Linked DNA regions of Homo sapiens: all the other regions are linked to region 3. The links are chromatin contacts, found by Hi-C or POLR2A ChIA-PET in ENCODE. All regions are on one chromosome and are shown on one strand. Each heading gives the region's core, a stretch centred on a gene start or an enhancer-like site at or near the end of the contact. The rest is flanking DNA. Distances are from core to core; before and after follow the strand shown.

The links. A loop is a pair of places that touch in the nucleus more often than their neighbours do. ChIA-PET counts read pairs that join two places held with the same protein, here RNA polymerase II (POLR2A). Pooled maps may share reads with other maps.
Region 1: a map of transverse colon shows a loop between it and region 3 (9-fold over the local background). The contact joins two enhancer-like sites. A Hi-C loop is called at or near these places in 6 of 168 maps with a recorded cell type or tissue (Right ventricle myocardium inferior, endothelial cell of umbilical vein, heart right ventricle and 3 more) and 9 of 50 pooled maps. POLR2A ChIA-PET finds 5 or more read pairs at or near these places in 4 of 52 experiments (A673, CD4-positive, alpha-beta T cell, endothelial cell of umbilical vein and 1 more).
Region 2: a loop to region 3 is called in a map of endothelial cell of umbilical vein, with 2.1 times the contacts of the local background. The contact joins two enhancer-like sites. A Hi-C loop is called at or near these places in 4 of 168 maps with a recorded cell type or tissue (Right ventricle myocardium inferior, endothelial cell of umbilical vein, left cardiac atrium and 1 more) and 4 of 50 pooled maps. POLR2A ChIA-PET finds 5 or more read pairs at or near these places in 1 of 52 experiments (endothelial cell of umbilical vein).

What each region holds. Positions count from the first base shown.
Region 1 is chr1:244,073,399-244,077,144 of GRCh38, reverse strand. No RefSeq gene overlaps it. Among named protein-coding and RNA genes, the nearest start is that of ZBTB18, 24 kb to the right of the region's middle. RefSeq lists enhancers at 1-167, 2,280-2,329. Within about 2 kb of position 2,189, at least 4 of the 41 ENCODE cell types and tissues checked have a DNase peak (open chromatin) inside an H3K27ac peak, as active enhancers do.
Region 2 is chr1:244,090,464-244,094,253 of GRCh38, reverse strand. No RefSeq gene overlaps it. Among named protein-coding and RNA genes, the nearest start is that of ZBTB18, 41 kb to the right of the region's middle. Within about 2 kb of position 1,839, at least 2 of the 41 ENCODE cell types and tissues checked have a DNase peak (open chromatin) inside an H3K27ac peak, as active enhancers do.
Region 3 is chr1:244,136,217-244,140,263 of GRCh38, reverse strand. No RefSeq gene overlaps it. Among named protein-coding and RNA genes, the nearest start is that of ZBTB18, 87 kb to the right of the region's middle. Within about 2 kb of position 1,597, at least 3 of the 41 ENCODE cell types and tissues checked have a DNase peak (open chromatin) inside an H3K27ac peak, as active enhancers do.

The DNA of each region.
Region 1 (3,746 bases), core at 940-3,439, 64 kb after region 3:
AGCATGTAAATAATTGGAAATAATGGGGCTCCAGTAGGTACCATCAAATGCGTGAATGGGATTATTCCTAGCACTTCTGCGAGCCACAGATGACTTGCGCCATCTCCTTTACTGTGCTGAGTAGCGACAGATGGCAGAAGGAGAGTTGGGCAAAACCAAGTCTCGTCTCCCCACCATTAACAAGCTGTGTGACCTTAGGCCAGGCACTTAACCTCTCTGGGTCTCAATTTCCATGCTTTTATAAGGCTGAGGAAAGCTCAATTCCCTTCTGGCTCTAAAATCCCTCTTCACCCCTTCTCACATGAACTTTTGGAATTGGCCACGGAGGCCAAAAGAAGCCGTGGCTGCATGCTGGTCTAGACTGAACAACAGACACCCCAGCAGGCAAAGCCTCGTGCAACATGCCAGGGTGTTCCTGAAATCGTAGAGGTAAATCAGCTGATTGAAAACTATATCATAAAAGTTATGGAAGTCTCACTCTGTCGCCCAGGCTGGAGTGCAGTGGCCCGATCTCAGCTCACTGCAACCTCCACCTCCTGGGTTCCAGCTATTCTCCTGCCTCAGCCTCCCCAGTAGCTGGCATTACGGGAGCATGCCACCACGCCCAGCGAATTTTATATTTTCAATAGAGACAGGGTTTCACCATGTTACCCAAGCTGATCTCGAACTCCTGACCTCAGGTGATCCGCCCACCTCAGCCTCCTAAAGTGCTGCACCTGGCCCCTTTAATCTGTTTCTTAACTTGATTTTCCACAGGTGGATTTAATAAGCTTCAGAGTCAGCTGATCTAGGTTGGAACCCTGGTTCCTGGAAAAATTACTCTCTCAACTTCAGTTTCCTTATCTGTAAAATGGTGTTAGTGCCTACCTTGAAACTTTGTTAGGGAAGCTAGCAGGAATTTATGTCGAGTGAAGCAGAGTACGTTAAACATGAGGTGCTCGCCTCATATCAGCTTTTTTGCACGATCCTCAAAGCAAAACACATGTTCATGTGTACTTGCCTTTTTCTCTGTGGTCTCTTTTAGGTCCTCCAGGACAGGGACAATATTTTTATTCTTGGTAAACCCTATAGTGCTTTGCACAACACTTAGTAGAATAAGTGAATTCATCAATGAACGAAATTACTCTTTCGTTTTTCCCTAAGGTTCTGGTCTCTTTTAGGTCCTCCAGGATAGGGACAATTGTCATTCTTGGTAAACCGAGAATAAAACTTTTCTCTCTGATCTCTTTTAGGTCCTCCATGATAGAGACAATTTTTATTCTTGGTAAACCCTATAGTGCTCTGCACAATACTTAGTAGAATAAATGAATTCATCAACGAACGAAATTACTCTTTCGTTTTTCCCTAAGGTTCTGCCTTCCAGAGTTCACACCATCTCACACTTCATTGTTTCTCCCTTCCTCACAGCCAACATCTCTTCCGGGTGGTAGGTTTAAGTCAGTCTCCGGTCGCCGTTTTTGCAAGTCTTAGAGACTGGCCCTTTTAAAAGAGGATTCCTGACATTTGCATCTTGTGTCAGAACACATGCATTTGCATACGTTGGAGAACCTTGAGGCTCCAGACAGCCTGAAGTTAGAAAGTGCTCAGAAGAGCAAGGCAAGCCTCCCCCAGGAGGGTAGGAAGTGGTAGGCACTTACAGTTAGTGCCAGCCAACTCCTTAATGTCCCAGCCAAATTCCTGGGATGGCCAGTCCCAGGAAACCACATGTTTTTATGCTCAAGCTTGTAAAACATTGTCGTAAGTAAATCAAATTTTTGTCCTGCCCTCTCTGCTTACCAGACCAAGAGCAGTGATTATGAATGGCAAGTGGCAAGAAACGGGGTGGAGAAAAACATCACCAGTGAAGACGGAAATGTGTCTGAGAGGTAGGACGGGGGTGTCTGCTTTCTCAGGGAAGCTCCAGCTTCTGTTCCACCTCCTGGGAACCTGCCTGTGTGTCCTAATGTCCACCTAGCCCGGATGAGACTGGACAATCAAATTCATGCTCCTCCCGCTCTCCCTCACTTTACCTGTGGGGGTGTCAAAGCCAGAGAGTGAAGCCATTAAATCAGTGCAACCAGAAAATTCATGAGCTCAGAGAGGGCGGGTTGCCTGGTAGAATTAGTAAACTTCATGAGGTGAGAACCACATTTCCGTTCAGCTCAGTGTTCGCGGTGCGAGACAATGCCTCGCCCACTCGAAGTGTTTGTTGAGGGAGTGGATGCATAGATGCAGGAATAAACCAGTGAACGAACACATCGCAGCCGGCAGTAAACTCAGCAAGCCCTTCAGGTTCCCTTTCAAGGCGCTAAGACTACCCGTTTTGCAGCCTGGGCTACTTAGGGGTAACAGGTGAGAAAATATCTGTTGAAGTTTCCAGGACAGTGGAGAGGGCAATGCGTGGGCAGGTCCCAGGAGAAAAAAAAGGCTGCAGGTGGGGTGGAGCCAGCCGTGCAGGAAGCAAGTGGGAGAGAAGTAGGAGGTGGGTGCAGCTGAGCGCCCGGGGAAGCCCCTGCAGGAAGGGACGTTGGTCAGGCAGGAGGAAGGAGGAGGAAAGAGCACATCACATCTGTGGTGCCCAGGTGGCCACCCAGAGCCCACTACGCCACATAGGCTGTCATTTAATTCCTTCAAGAGCCCTGTGATTTCAGTATTATTATCTCCATTTTATGTCGGAGAAAACTGAGGCTCAGAAATAGTAAGAAACACAACCAAGGTCAAGAAGCTGGAAAGTGGAATAGCGTTGGGAATTCAACCAAGGTTTCGCCAATTTCAAAGCCAATATTCTTTCCATCCTCCTAGCACTGTCTCCTGGGAAAAATTAATGTGAGGGATACGTATCACATTGATACACATCATCCAATGATACCCTGCCTCCACCCTGCCGCCAGCCACCCAGCCCCATCAGTCCCCAAGTCCCGTTGACTTGTTTTTTCTAAGTTTGACTGGGACCCAAACCCTTCTTTCCATCCCTGGCTGGGCTGCTGCCTCAGCCCATTCCTCCATCACCTGTCACGTGGACCACAGCGGTCCTCTCCTGACAGGCCAGCCACCCTGCTTGCATCTCACATGGCACATCCACAACCACAGTGTTCTTTCTGGAGTGCAAAATGGAATGTTTTTCTCCTGCTCTAGGATGAGGCCCAGATCCCCTAGGTCCTGGCCTGGCTGACCAGCCCAGTAGCATCTCTCTCAATTGGATGGTGATCCCCAAAAAGATATGTCCACACCTAACAACCGGACCCTCTGAATGTGACCTCATTTGGAAAAAGGGTCTTTGCAGATGCCATTAAGTTAAAGATCTTGTGATGAGGAGATCATCCTAGATTACCCAGGTGAGCCCTAAATCCAATGACAAGTGTCCTTTAAGAGGCAGAGAGAGACCTGGTGCGGTGGCTCTCACCTGAAATCCTAGCACTCTGGGAGGCCGAGGCGGGAGGATCACTTGAGGTCGGGAGTTCGAAACCAGACTGGCCAACATGGTGAAACCCCGTCTCTACTAAAAATACAAAAATGAGCCGGGTATGATGGTGGGTGCCTGTAATTCCAGCTACTCGGGAGGCTGAGGCAGGAGAATTGCTTGAACCCAGGAGGCAGAGGCTACAGTGAGCCGAGATCGTGTCACTGCACTCCAGCCTGGGTGATTGAGTGAGACTCCATCACAAAAAAAAAAAAAAAAAAAAAGAGGCAGAAGAGAAGACACAGAGAGTAGAAGACCACGTGAAGATAGAAGCAGAGATTGGAGTGGTGCAGCCACCAGGAACGCC
Region 2 (3,790 bases), core at 590-3,089, 46 kb after region 3:
AATGAAAAAGTAGAGCAGGAAGTGGTCATGGACTAATGCACCTAGATTCTTTATAGTCCTAAGACAAAATATTGAAGACCCAGACTTGAAACATGTTAAGGAGAGAGTTGTCATAGAGTTCTAATGGGATCGGTAGCAAACTAAGGGGTCTGTATCTTGAGGAAAATTCTGGGTAGGGGAGAGTGCCTACTCTGAGTTCCTCTTGAATGAACCATTTATAAGGGTCACTTGGAATAAATAGCCTGGCGAGAAATGGCATCCACTACTTAGGATAGGAGTTAAAGACTTCTAGAATAAATAACCTACTTAGCATCTATCTAAAGCAGATGGGATTATGGGATCCCAAACCAGGAGTGACCCAGCGTCTGCAAAATGCAGAAATGGATGAAATGAGTTTTCTCAGTTGTCACTAGGATGATGCTCATGTCCATTATATCATAGGCGAGCCACAGGTGAGTATATTTTATTTTCTTTTTTTTTTTAGAGATGAGGTTTTACCATGTTGGCCAGGCTGGTCTCGAACTTCTGTGCTCAAGCAATCCACCTGCCTCAGCCTTCCAAAGTGCTGGAATTATAAGTGTGAGCCACCACACCCGGCTGGTGAGCCTATTTTCTAAATATGAAAAATGTCTATTCTTTGTTGGCTGAGTCCAAAACCTGCTGAGGTCTATCATGATCCCCTTTAGGAAGAAGAGAATTTGACTTGGTTGTTTTATTCAAGGCATTTGAGGAATAACAGGTGTGTCAAACGGAGTCAAAGGAATGAGCACCCGGCACCTGGACACAATTGCTCCTCCCATCCCATCTCAGGTCATCCACCTCCAGGTTCATGGTCCTGGCTGCTGGCTCTGCCTTCCCTCTATGGAGGCATCTCCCATAGCTAGGTAGGTTTCTTCCAAAGTGGCCGTCTTTAGAAATAATCGGCACAGACTATGAGGTAAACAAGTAAGGCTGAGAGAGACCTGCCCCTGAGAAAGACAAAGTTCAGATTTGACAGACAACCCATTGACGAGGCCGACATAAAAGCACAGCAGGTAATAAAGAAGCTAGGCATGTGTCCTGACGGCTGATGAATATAATCTGCTAGACAATGTGTCTTTTGAGAAGAGAAATTAAAAGAGCCTCACCACCCTCAATGACGTGTCTCTTTGGGTTTGGCTGGTAAAAAGCAATAAGCTTATGTGAATTGAAAGGCAGGCAGGAAATAGGAGGTTTCGGCTGAAGGAGCGGCAGTCCATAAAGACCTGGCAGGAGGGAAGAGCAGGTAACATGTGCGGGTCTAGAAATAGTACACTTGGGTTAGAGTGGAGAGTGTGAACTTGAATGTGGGATGGGAGGCAGGAATAAAACCTACATTACTCAATTGAGTGATATGATAAAAGCCCCATGAATTCAAGGTAAAGGACTATGTACTCCAGCAGGAGTGGGGGTTTACTATATATCTTCCAGGAGGAGAAGGATATACTAAAACTGCAATTAGAAAAAGATAACAGCAACAGTGGTGCATAGATGATAGAGGAAAGATGAGAACAGGCAGAGAGGCTGGTCAGGAGACTTGGCAGGGAAGGAGGAGTTGGGGACCTGTGGGCATGATAAGGAGAAGGTTGAGTCTGTGGTCTTGGAGACTGGGTAGATGGAGGTAGGGGAGAGAGGCACAGGGAGAAGGAGGATTCAAAGGCGGGATTTTGCGCCGCAGTGACTGGGAAGAAGAAGTGTTGGTGAGTGAGGTAGAGGGAAGATTTTGGCATGTGGTGTTTGAAGATGCTGGAAGCAATTGAAAGTTGGCAGAGTCTGGATATGACTTCATCTGAATTGCATTTCAAATATTAACTCACCAACCGTTCCGACTTTCTTTGTTACCTATTAACATTTCTCAGAGTATGTCCAGGCCCTGATTTCTCAGACCTGGGGTCATCTAGTCATGGTTTAGCCTGGCTCTGATACACTCGTATGTGTTAAAGATGTTTACCCCCAAAGATTCTGAGTAGAGATTGTAACATGTTTAGACTTCAGGCTACTTTTGGAATTAGTAAAATCTTTATCTTACTCTTTTTGCTACCTCCCTCCCTCAATCTTACCTTTCCAATTACACACACACACACACACACACACACACACACACACACACACAGAGTTGAGTTTCTGTTACTCAAAGCTCAGTGCTAGCAATGGTAAAGGATAGATACAGAGGTAAACAAGACACCACACTGTCTTCAAAAGAGCCTACAATCTGGTGGGGACTCCAATGGTTGGCTGGATTGAGCACCTGCCATGCAATGAACACTAAGCTGGGAGGCATTAGAGGCGAAGTGACCTAGTGGTTAGGCATGGATTCTAGTGCCCTGGAGCCAGATGAGCTGGGCTCAAAGTTTTGCTCTCCTGCTTATTCATTGTGAACACTTCAATCAAATGTCCTGGTGCGTCAGTTTTCTTATTTATAAAATGGGCGTAATAATAATTACTTTGTAGGGTTTTATGAAGATTAAATAAGTTAATAAATATAATCAATCGCAATGTATGCTAGGAGCATGTATGAGTTCTCATTGATGAGTTATTTATGAACTCAAACACATTCCTAGTACATAATAAGCACTCCATAAATGTTTGCTATTATTATCTTTGCTCCAGGTTGCCATGGAATGAAGGAACTACGATGGGGATCGAGGTAAAATCAGTGCTAACTCAACAATATTGCAATACATCTTGTTAGAGGGTAGAGTGAACTAAAGAAGGATGTTGTAAATCTCAATCTGATCCATAATCTCAAAACTGGAGATGATTTTTAAATGGCCGATAATTAAATAATCAGTAATGATTAGAGCTGCTAATACAATTTCTTAATTTAAGCTTATCCCACAAAGAACCATTTAGCACTATTTGATTGTGATAATGAATTAGATTGGCCAGGTATTCTTCCTTTTGATTTTGTGAACTATCCCTGGAGACGTGGCTTATTGAAAAATTCATTTCTAATTTTCTGTGGCTGAAACCAGTTTGCTATAATTAATAAATAAACTGATGGATTGTTAGAGATGTCAAGTTACAGTCAACAACTCACAGCACTGGATGAATTAACAAGAGGTGTATATATGCAGAGTCACATGAAGTCAGCTATGAGGCTGCAAGGATGAGCTCTGCGTTGCACAGAAATGAATGACAACACAGGAGCTGGCTGCTTTCTGTCCACCAAGCCACTATGGTAGAGTCTAGGCCAGGCTGGCTCCCCCTTGGGCTCTCCACAGCACTTTGCCATTTTTTTCTTGGAGATGCTTTTCAATCACTACCTTCAATTTGCCATCTGGTGGACCCCTAAGGACTAAGCTCGGATCAGGCTCCTGCTCAGGCTAGGTCAGGTAAGATGTTTGCCTAGAGTGGCCCTAGATCACGTAATCCAAAGGGAAAATATCAGCCCTAGCCAAAAATGAAAGCCAGAGGTCAGTACCAATAGAGTTGTATCAAGCACCAAGACAAAGAGACAAAAGTGAAACTACAAATGAAAAACCAGAGATAAATCTGAAATCAAACAGATTTGAAGTGGTCCAAGATAGCAAAAGTGTGTATCCCAGGGAAAACAGTCCTGACGTGCAGGAGGCTTCCAGGCCCAATCTTACTGGATACGAGCCTAGCTCTGGACGGGAAGGTAGCTACTTATATATGTGTCTTCTCTACACTAAGCTGTAAGCCTTTTGAAAGGCTTCATGTACATATTGTCATTTTTGTGTCCACCATGGAGTCTGAGATACGGCAGACACTTAACAAATATTTTTTAAATGAATGAAGGAATGGGCAA
Region 3 (4,047 bases), core at 348-2,847:
TGCCCAGGCTGGTCAGATGCCGCAAGTCTGTGAGCACTAAAATATCCGCAGAAACACATCGCTTCTGTGTTCGTTATTTTCCAAATAACAGCAGCAGAATGCTTTGGGAAGAGGTCGTGAGCGGCGTGGAGGAGGAAGTCGATCTGAAATGCTTGAGGAGGTGGAGAAGAAAAGCCAGAGAGAGCGGAGAGACCTTGGGAAGAGACGGCTGGAGAAGCCAGACGTGAGAATCCAGCGCCCCGCTGCCACCTCGGCCACACGGAGGCATTTCGCGGAGCCTCGGTTCCCTCATTAGAAAAACCGAGGGGTTGAACTGCTTCGTTTTTGAAGTTCCTTCCAGCTCTAAAATGTCTTAGTTGTATGCAAGCCAAAATAAACAAAAAATGGTATCACTTTATGCATATGCTCTTCTAAATATCCCAGTGGGAAAGCACGAAGCCTGTGTTTCCAGCTCGCTGCTTCAGAGATGCCAGTTCACAAGTCGTTCTTTAATCTCGGGGACATTATCTGAATTCCTGATGAAAGTGAGTCGTAGTTGTGTAGGGGCCAGGGTGTGTATGTGTGAGAAGACAGAGAAAGAGCAGGAGAGCGAGAGAAAGAGAGAGAGAGAGAAACAGACAAGAGTAGGTCCTCCTCAATATTTGGACTATGATCCCTGACTACAAGAGAGCACCGCTAGCAACACTATTTCATTCATGATCTGGTTTACTTGGTAATTTTCAAGCCTCTACAATATATTAGGTATAAACATTTCCAAAACATTGCCTCTCCCAATTTCTTTTAACAAGGACGGAAGAATTATCTGCACCCACATGACACCATTCTACTGTATTCTTCACCTCTTTTTTTTCTTAATCCCACAGTACCAGAGACATGCATGTATCTTGTTGTCATCTTTGTTTTTAAACTGTCTTAAAATACAAGCAAAGGAAAAAGTGATCAACAGATTCAAAGAAAGAAGGAGATGCAGTTAACACCGAAGCTGCTTTTTTGTGGGAGCACTTACAAGTCTAAAATAAGAATCTTAAGTGCCATTTGCCTGGAAAAGAGCGTAGCAGGAGACAGATGTTTCTCTCATTATTTTTGTTCAGAGGCACCATTGCTGCTACGACATGTCACCATCCGAGAGGGCCACCAGCAAAGGAAAGGATGGCTGTGCCTTATTTACCCTGTGACTTCCAGCAGGGCCCAGGGAAAACAATTGTAGCTTGCAGTTTTAAAAAAAATTTAGAAGCCATGGCTTTCAGAATAAAGATATTGAGCAATCATCTGTTTCTAATGTCATGAGACAGATCTCACTTTCCTTTCTTTCCAAGTAGTATCTTCTCCTGTTTTTCTTGGTGGAGAGGTATTTTTGTAACATGCTGAAAACTAAGCAGAGAAAATGGGCAAAGTCAAGGTCAGATGTACATCTCTCCTTTAGTCTATTCTGAATCATACATATCATTTTTTGTATGTTCCAGCTAATTCATGTTGGGGCTTTGCTGAACATTAGCACCTCTGGGCATGGGTGATGTTGCTGGGTTTTCTTATTCGGTAAGAGGATAAGCATCTTTTACCGGGTTTGCTCAAGCCCACCCTAGAAAGCCAGGCCCGGGCAGCCCACGGTCCGGGAAATGCTCCATTCTTTCCTGTGTTGGGCAGGATTTCCTGCAAAGGGCCAAGAAAACATACTTTCCCATTGTCTTGGTTTAAACTGTAGAAAGCCCTTGCGTCCACATGGAGACTTTGTTATTTGCTGCCGTCATAACTAAGGGAGATGGACAGGCCACTCTTTGGCACTGTACACAGTCCCCCTGATGGTCACCTTCACAACAAAAGCAAATGAAGAGACAAGGTGTTTCTGTATCTGTTGCTGGGCTCACCATGCCTCACACCTCTCCCATTCACCTAATTGGTAAAACAGGAAGAGCGCAGCTGGAACCCAATGGAAGGAACAAAATATGAACCAACTCACCGGCAGTGCTGCTTGGTTGATTAGCACTCTTGCTTAAGAGCATGTTTATGATCTATCGCTTTATGAATAATAGGAAAGAGTATCAGTGTGTAGAAAAAGTGGAGGAGAGGGCCAGAAATGACCCTCTGAATCTTGAAGGGACAGTCTCAAAGTCTTGCCTATAAGGGATTAGCAATAGGGAGCCAGCGGATGGATTAATGATCTAAGATATGAGATGCCAGCAACTAACAATGGGAATAACAGTAGAAGCAGTGAGCAGGAAATCTTGGCTATGACTCTCAAACTCAACAGATCTGAAGCTCTGTCCACCGCAATCCAGAGCTGTACCACAGGCATCTCTCAGCTGGAGCTCCCGTATTATTCAACCACTGTCTTCCCACTCCCTCAATGTACTTGAAGCAGCTTGCACTACCATGACTCTGCAGGAAATGTGTGTGGCTGTTTAGAGATGAACATCCGCAGTGAATACATCGGAGCTGTTTGTCAGGTCAATCCTTCGCAGAATGGCTCCATTAAGAAGCTACATTTCAAGGGCTTCTTTCCTTATCTCTCAGAACAACCCATTTGCTATGGTCCTGAGTGCACAGCAGAAGTCAATGCCTCCCAGAATACTGGGAATTCAAAAGCCTTCTAAAAAGGCTTCTAAAAACGCTCAAAATGAAAGTAAGTGATCCAGAAAAATATTCTCTGTAGAGTTGCAGGTTGGTTTTTGACAAAAGATTTGCCTAGCTTCTGGCAAGCATTAATGGTGGTAATATGTCAGACAAACAAACAAAAAGGAAAAGCAGCATAGGAAACGGGTGTAAGGATCTTTTCACAGTGTCATGGCAGCTGTGAAACACACCCAGCTGTTTCCTAGATTGGAGAGGAAAACAACCCACTGGTCCCATCATCACTAGTGGGGCCCCATGACACTCTTATCTGATCAATTAATAAAGTCACCAGAAGGAAGCTACAAGGCTAAGAATAGTGTTTCAGATAAATCCCAAAAGTCAGCTGTAAGTTAACTCCAGTCTGATGAATCCTCCATTAATACTATTAGGATGGGGGAAAAATCCCTTATTTTTTATTATCATGCATATTTTCAGAAATGTTGGTTAAATTAGGCAGTGATGAATTGTCTCAGAATAATTCTATGCACACATGTGCATACACACACACACACACACACACACAGAGTGGTGTCTAGGAAAGATGACTAGAATAGAAAACTAGATCCCCATCCTCCGACGAGTTCATGGTAAGGTATCAAGTCTGCATCTCCACCAGCTTGGCTGAATTGAATAGGTTTAGGAGCATTCAGTTTAATGTATTCTGTTGAAGGCACTGTTCCAGATTCTGCTTTTTTCTACCGAGAAGTTACATAAAGGAGCTTGCATCCTCATCATTGAAAACACACACAAAATTTATAAAATACCACAATCCAGGCAGAATATTAGAAGGACCTAAAGGTAAAAATGGTATCATTTCATTTATATAAAGTACAAAATAGTCAAAACTAATCTATGCTATTAAAAGTCAGAGTAGTAACTCTTTGGGGAATAGGGGTGAATGATTCCAAGGGGCTTCTGGGGTGCTGGTGTTTCTAGCGTAAGAAACAACTAAATCTTGCAGTGACAAAGAAATTAAGGCCCACAAGAAATTCAGTCTCGTGAGGAAAAGACAAAAAACTAAATGAATGGGGCAAGGTTTCCTAGGGAATTCATGGGTGAGCCTTGGGAGAACATTATTTTTCTTCGATCTGCCTTTTTGTTACTTTGATAATTGCTTTCATTAAAAATAGTGTTTGATGGCTGAGTGCGGTGGCTCATGCCTATAATCCCAGCACTTTGGAAGGCCAAGGATCACTTGAGTCCAGCAGTTCGAGAGCACCCTGGCAACATAGGGAGACCCCCATCTCTACAAAAAATAATAAAAAAAAAAAATTAGCCAGGTGTGATACTCTGTGCCTGTGGTCCCAGCTACTGAGGAGGCTGGGGTGGGAGGATCGCTTGAGCCCAAAAGGTCAAGTCTGCAGTGAGCTGTGATTGCACCACTGTACTCCAGCCTGGGTGAAAGAGCAAGACTCTGTCTCTTAAAAAAAAATCGTG